Regions from separate parts of the Homo sapiens genome. Here region 1 is linked to region 2. Evidence: read pairs that join two places in POLR2A ChIA-PET (ENCODE). Cell type or tissue: CD4-positive, alpha-beta T cell. All regions are shown on one strand. Links, peaks and the distances in the headings refer to the core of each region. The heading gives the core; the rest is flanking DNA. Region 1 overlaps KRT72 (keratin 72). Region 2 overlaps KRT2 (keratin 2).

Evidence for each region. Peaks named below come from ENCODE experiments on the same cell type or tissue, not always from the same donor. Only the 100,000 strongest peaks of a DNase experiment are listed, where the experiment ranks them.
Region 1: POLR2A ChIA-PET joins it to region 2 with 7 read pairs; 6 of 35 experiments call an interaction of 5 or more read pairs at or near these places.

Annotation. Positions count from the first base shown.
Region 1 is chr12:52,585,009-52,587,910 of GRCh38, reverse strand. KRT72 (keratin 72) reads left to right here. Exons shown (of 9, transcript NM_080747.3): 7 at 60-280; 8 at 931-965; 9 at 1,739-2,322. The coding sequence ends at 1,929. Among named protein-coding and RNA genes, the nearest start is that of KRT74, 13 kb to the right of the region's middle. RefSeq lists a cis regulatory region at 2,788 and an enhancer at 2,704-2,873. In CD4-positive, alpha-beta T cell, for the core only: CTCF peaks have their summits at 1,631 and 1,832; a DNase peak (open chromatin) is centred at 1,710.
Region 2 is chr12:52,643,691-52,646,592 of GRCh38, reverse strand. KRT2 (keratin 2) reads left to right here. Exons shown (of 9, transcript NM_000423.3): 8 at 1,024-1,058; 9 at 1,159-2,035. The coding sequence ends at 1,574. Among named protein-coding and RNA genes, the nearest start is that of KRT2, 7.1 kb to the left of the region's middle. In CD4-positive, alpha-beta T cell, for the core only: no CTCF peak of the experiment used is centred there; a DNase peak (open chromatin) is centred at 972; H3K27ac peaks cover 2,106 bases.

The DNA of each region.
Region 1 (2,902 bases), core at 189-2,688, 59 kb after region 2:
CAAGCAAGATCTCAGAACTGGGCTCTGACTCTTAAGTGCTGGATCTGTTTGCCCCTCAGTGTGCCGATCTGGAGACGGCCATCGCCGACGCTGAACAGCGGGGGGACTGCGCCCTGAAAGATGCCCGGGCCAAGCTGGATGAGCTGGAGGGCGCCCTGCACCAGGCCAAGGAGGAGCTGGCACGGATGCTGCGTGAGTACCAGGAGCTCGTGAGCCTGAAGCTGGCCCTGGATATGGAGATCGCCACCTACCGCAAGCTGCTGGAGAGCGAGGAGTGCAGGTGAGGGGCCGGATACCCTTGTGTCGGGACCAGTTTTCTCTCTGCTTTGGTAGGAAGCTCCAAGGCAAACAGTTTGGTCCTGTTTAGGTCCTACTGAAGTAAAACCATACAGCAAATGGGCTTGTCACATGATTAGGAAGGCCAAAGTTAGACAGCAAGAAAGACCAAGTTGTAAAAAATCCCAAAGGCTGTGGGAGAGGAGGTATTAATGCCGGCAATGTTTGAGAAACAGCATCCCCGACCGTTCATGGTGCATTTTTGTGGGTGGGGGGAGGAGCAAGATGGCCTCTAAGGGCTGTCCAAGTTCAAGGTCGCTCCAGCAAAGCCTGGGGCTCCAATGGGGAGGTAAGCTCATTCTTCTTAATCGTCTAAGAACAGTGGCATGACTAGAGGGAAGTGGAGGCCTAATGATCCCACACAGCAAGCAGTTCTAAAGGGTCTTGATGGAGGGCTGACTCCTTGCAGCAGATTTTCATCTCAGTTTTCTATTTCTTGGTGGGGGTCGCACTGGGATGTGTGGGAAGAAAGGAGGCTAGGATGGGTTTGGGAAGGCACATTCTGCGTGGAGAGGCTTATTCACAGAGGTGACTTCCAGGTGGTTGGGGTGATTATTTATGGGGGATTTACCTGTTTTTCTTCTCCTTCTTCAGGATGTCTGGCGAATATCCAAATTCTGTGAGCATCTGTAAGTATCTGCAGATCTCAGTTCTGCCCTTGGTCACCTTACCAGAAGTCCGAGTCCCTTTAATTCATGACACAAAAGAGAAATCAGAATGACAGAGGGGGCTCAGGGGAGACTTAAGGGAAAAAGGAAGGAGCTGGCTGTAGTAACTAAGGGGAAGCAGTGGATGGAGAAGACTATCATGAGAGACAAAAGTACAACCTATAGAAAGATCAAATGATACTCATGAGTGTATCATCCAACGATTGATGCTTAATTGTGACATTATTTTTCTGTTGACCAAAGCAAAGGCCTCAGATTGCAGTTAAGGGGAATTGAGGGGCCTGAAGGGTTGAGTGATGGAATGAATGAATGAGATGGAATAGTTGAATGAGTGAATGAGAGCATGTCCTCAGCTGTAAAAGCTGGAGAGCCTGTGTGGAGATGCTGTGGTGCTGAGAGACAGGGCCCTCAGTGGCCCCTTTCCTCATCAGCAGACCAGCAGCACCAGATGGGCCCTGGGAAGTGCCTCTCTTCATTTGGTCTTGCCCATGGGGGAAATTCACACACTAATAGGAAAAGGTAAAATGTGTGAGGCTAAGTGCATGAAAACTGAAGCTGTATGATCAGTGCTGATAAAAATCTCTTAGTAGACTGAAACACACAACAGAGAGAATCCATCTCAGCAGGAAGCCACTGCGGGCGAGAGTAAAGGAGGTGGCCCGAGATGCCCAAGAAGGGGCTCTGACGTGGGGCTAGAGCTGACGGGGGCTGAGGTCTTCTCTCATCCATTCCAGCCGTCATCAGCAGCACCAATGCTGGGGCAGGAGGGGCTGGCTTCAGCATGGGCTTTGGCGCCTCAAGCAGTTATAGCTACAAAACTGCAGCTGCAGACGTCAAGACCAAAGGCAGCTGTGGCAGTGAGCTCAAGGATCCCCTTGCCAAAACCTCGGGGAGCAGCTGTGCCACCAAAAAGGCCTCCAGATGATGGACAAGTGGTTGGCTCTGTGAGCAGAAGGCTTCCCAACTCACCCGTCTCCTCCCTCTCCTTCCCTGGGCTCCCTTTCCAAGTCAAGAAATGCTTTGTCTGTCACTACAGTCCCAACCCCATTTCCTCTCCCTGTTGTCCTCAAGGTGTGATGCTTCGATGCAAGGAGTCCAGTCAGGAGCTCTCTCAGTGGCCTCCTTCTTGGTCCCGTTTCGTTGGGTCATTGCCTGAAATGCAAAGACAACACTTACCCAGGATGTTTCCCCAAGGCCAGCTACAAGCCCCTCTGCCCCCATGCCTTTCTTGGGCCTTCACTACCAAGGGACTCTCTTCATCTTCTGATTGGGATTGTGTCCAGTCCTCTGCTTCTTCTGCAATAAATGATTAAATCTGTTTGGTTCTCAGTTGAATCTGTTGCCCAGGATGTCACCATCTGCAGTGCCTTAACTTTTCTTCATCTGATTCTTGCTTCACTCTGGGCTCATGTGGCTCTTCACTGGTTTTAGCCAGGTAGGCACTGGGTGAGGGCTGATCCTTGTAAACAGTTGAAATGTATTACTGAGGCCAGGGCCGGGCAGGCCCATTGCTTCACGTGCCCTGTGCCACCTATTCTGCACAATAGCCCTGCAAGACATCATTACCCCATGATAGATACAGATGTTAGAGCTTCCTCATGGCTTCCTGCTCTGGTTCTCAAAGCACCCATGGTTGAGCACACTCACTGTCTGTGTAGCGAGTGGTCTTCCCTTCATTCTCCCACTGTCTCACTCTCCACCACCCACCACTCACTCCCCAGTCCTGCTCCCACACAATGGCCCTGTCTTCCTCTTCTTTTAACCAACTTCCTTTTCACCCTAACATGTAAGGCCTGTGTGTATATATGCTTGTAGCCTCTCTATCTAAGGTGTATATGAAATAGTGCTCAATTAACAAATATTTAGTGAGCTAGGCATTGCTCAGGCACTGGGAATAC
Region 2 (2,902 bases), core at 23-2,522:
GAAACTCAGGACATAAAGCATGATTGGAGAGTTACACATTTATCAACATGAAATGATGCATAAGGCACATTAAATTAAACTAAGCAGTAAGTTAAACATCCTGGTCTTTTCTGAAAGAGAAAACAAAATCATGGGAAAACAGGTTAGTCCTAGACAGTCTGAAACTTTGGTCTCTAGGTCCATAGGGTGAGTGGCTTCTGTGCCCTCCACCGGGTGACCCAGAATGGGGGAGATGATGTCTCGGAATGTGCTGACTGGTGGGGACGTGCTGACCGGAGCAGGTGCCAGCCCCAGTTCTTTGCAGGTTTCTGGAGTGACAAATGGAACCATTTGCTAACTTTCAAAGAGGCACCCTTTGCTTCCTCTGTAGTCTGAGACCTTTGTCCGTATTATCAGCATCTTGGGTGACTTAATCTGGCTGAAGCAATTGGAAGGGGAAAAGCTACCCCAGGCCATCAGCAAGCCAGCATGACAAACAGGGAGTGGCTTTCTTCAGGAGGTTGCTCTGTCCCTGTCTAGAGGCAATGCCTCCTATGCCCAGCTTGTAAGAGGAAGTGGGAAAGTTTTCAGTTGAAGCTGAAGAGGGTGGGAAGAAGAGAGGAATGGGGAGGCTCTACAGAGTCACAGTTCTTTCTGAACTGAATGTTCACAGGCAGCCTCATTGTATAATTTCTGATGTGGCATGGATTCTGAATAACAGACTCTCCAAGATGGATTTAAATACACAAATGGGTTGCAAAGTAGGAAGTGAATTTGCTTTTCAGTGACCTTGGATCAACCACGCAACTGTTCATTTTTTATCAGAGCAAAAATTGAGAGGGATTGACATGCAAGGTTGTGCATAAATGGAAGGGGGTCTGTCGTCATTGTGTGACCTGGCAGCATAGAAGAAAGTGGGGTGTGTAAGCCCTGGTGGCTGCTTAGAGAGGCTAAACTGCACATTTGCGGGTGGAAGTGGTAAAACAACATGCATACAGAACCTAAGTGTTCCACCACAACTTGTTTTTTCTCTCTCCCTTACAGGATGTCTGGAGACCTCAGCAGCAATGTGACTGTGTGTAAGTAATGGGGTGTGGTCCTGTTCCATGGGGTGTTGTGTCAGGTGGAGGCAGGGAGAGGCAGTCATAATCTCTGTGGTAACACCACCTCTCTCTGCAGCTGTGACAAGCAGCACCATTTCATCAAATGTGGCATCCAAGGCTGCCTTTGGAGGTTCTGGAGGTAGAGGGTCCAGTTCCGGAGGAGGATACAGCTCTGGAAGCAGCAGTTATGGCTCTGGAGGCCGACAGTCTGGCTCCAGAGGCGGTAGTGGAGGAGGAGGTTCTATCTCTGGAGGAGGATATGGCTCTGGCGGTGGTTCTGGAGGAAGATACGGATCTGGTGGTGGCTCTAAGGGAGGGTCCATCTCTGGAGGAGGATATGGCTCTGGAGGTGGAAAACACAGCTCTGGAGGTGGCTCTAGAGGAGGCTCCAGCTCTGGAGGAGGATATGGCTCTGGAGGTGGGGGTTCTAGCTCTGTAAAGGGTAGCTCAGGTGAAGCTTTTGGTTCCAGCGTGACCTTCTCTTTTAGATAAAGATGAGCCCCCACCACCACCGACTCTCCCAACCCAGACTCTCCCACTCCAGAATGTAGAAGCCTGTCTCTGTACCTCTAACTGGCAGCAAGTTAAATTTTTGTCATTTATCTCTGATGGCACTTTGAGGGAAAAGAATGTCCACATACAGTTTTTGAAAGATCTTCTCTCCAAACCAGTTAGTTAGAGCCAGTGACGCCTCTGTGTTCTGGGGCGGAATCTGTGCTGTCTAGGTTTGTGCTTCTAGCCATGCCCATTCCCGCCCCCACCATGCCTCTTTGCATTGCCCATTTTCCAGATGTGTATTCTGTTGAGGACCCAGGCCCATCCAGGGATTTCATCTCTAAGCCTGGCAGTGCTGGGGGGAAATGTGTTTCTGTGTATATAGCTCCTCTTGTCCACTCTGCTTTCGGAAGTGCTGTGGTCTGGGGGTCTTCATAATAAACCTCATTTGCAATTCATATCATGTGCTGTCTGCGTGATGTCAAACCTTGGTGGAAGTGGGCAGCCATGGACAAGGGAGGTTTGGGCATTAAGGAGGGGCTCCTGGGTGAGGAGCGTGCCTCCCTGAGGGAAGCCCAGGCGCCAGCCTCTGGATGAATGGGAGCCTGGGGATGGGTGTGTGGTTCTCAGAAAGTATTTACCAGACTTGAGGGCCATGGCATTGCCGGGAGGTGGACAGGTAGATTTGTGGAAGAGTCTCTTTTCTAGAAAAACCCATTCTTCCTGAGCATTTCCCACAGACTGCCCTCTCCCTTTTCCACAAAGGCTTTGGCCCGGGATCACTTCTCCTCAGGGCAAAACCGCTGAGCCCCTGGCACCATCGTGGTGAGTTTCCAAGCTCCGAGCTTCCAAGGCAGACCTTCCTCAGCCTGATGTAGGTCCTGGCCTCTGTCTCTGCGGGGGCTCTGAGCAAGCCTGGAGGAGGATACCTGGGAAGAGTCTGGAGGACTCTAAAGTGGCCTCCAAAACAGCCACTTCTATTTTCACAGGACACCCCTCCTGTCAGCGGAGTCCCACCACACTCAGCAAACAAGCCCTTCTCTCCTCTCTCACCGCAGCCCCCGGGGCCTGTCGCATGGATGTTGCCATCAGGTTGGCCTTCTCCTGTGGGTGTGAAGATGCCTTCAGCCCCTTCCTCAGGAAGGCCATGTCACCTGAGCAGGGCTTCCAGGGAGTTCAGGAATGGTTGGGCAGGTGGGATTGGGCATGCTTGGGGTTGGTGTTAGACAGGCCAGAGTTGCCCAAATGGGAGTTGGTGGCTCAGGCTAGGTCAGCTTAGCTTTCTGTATGTGGCGTTTGGTTATAGTAGCTGTGGCTTAAAGCCA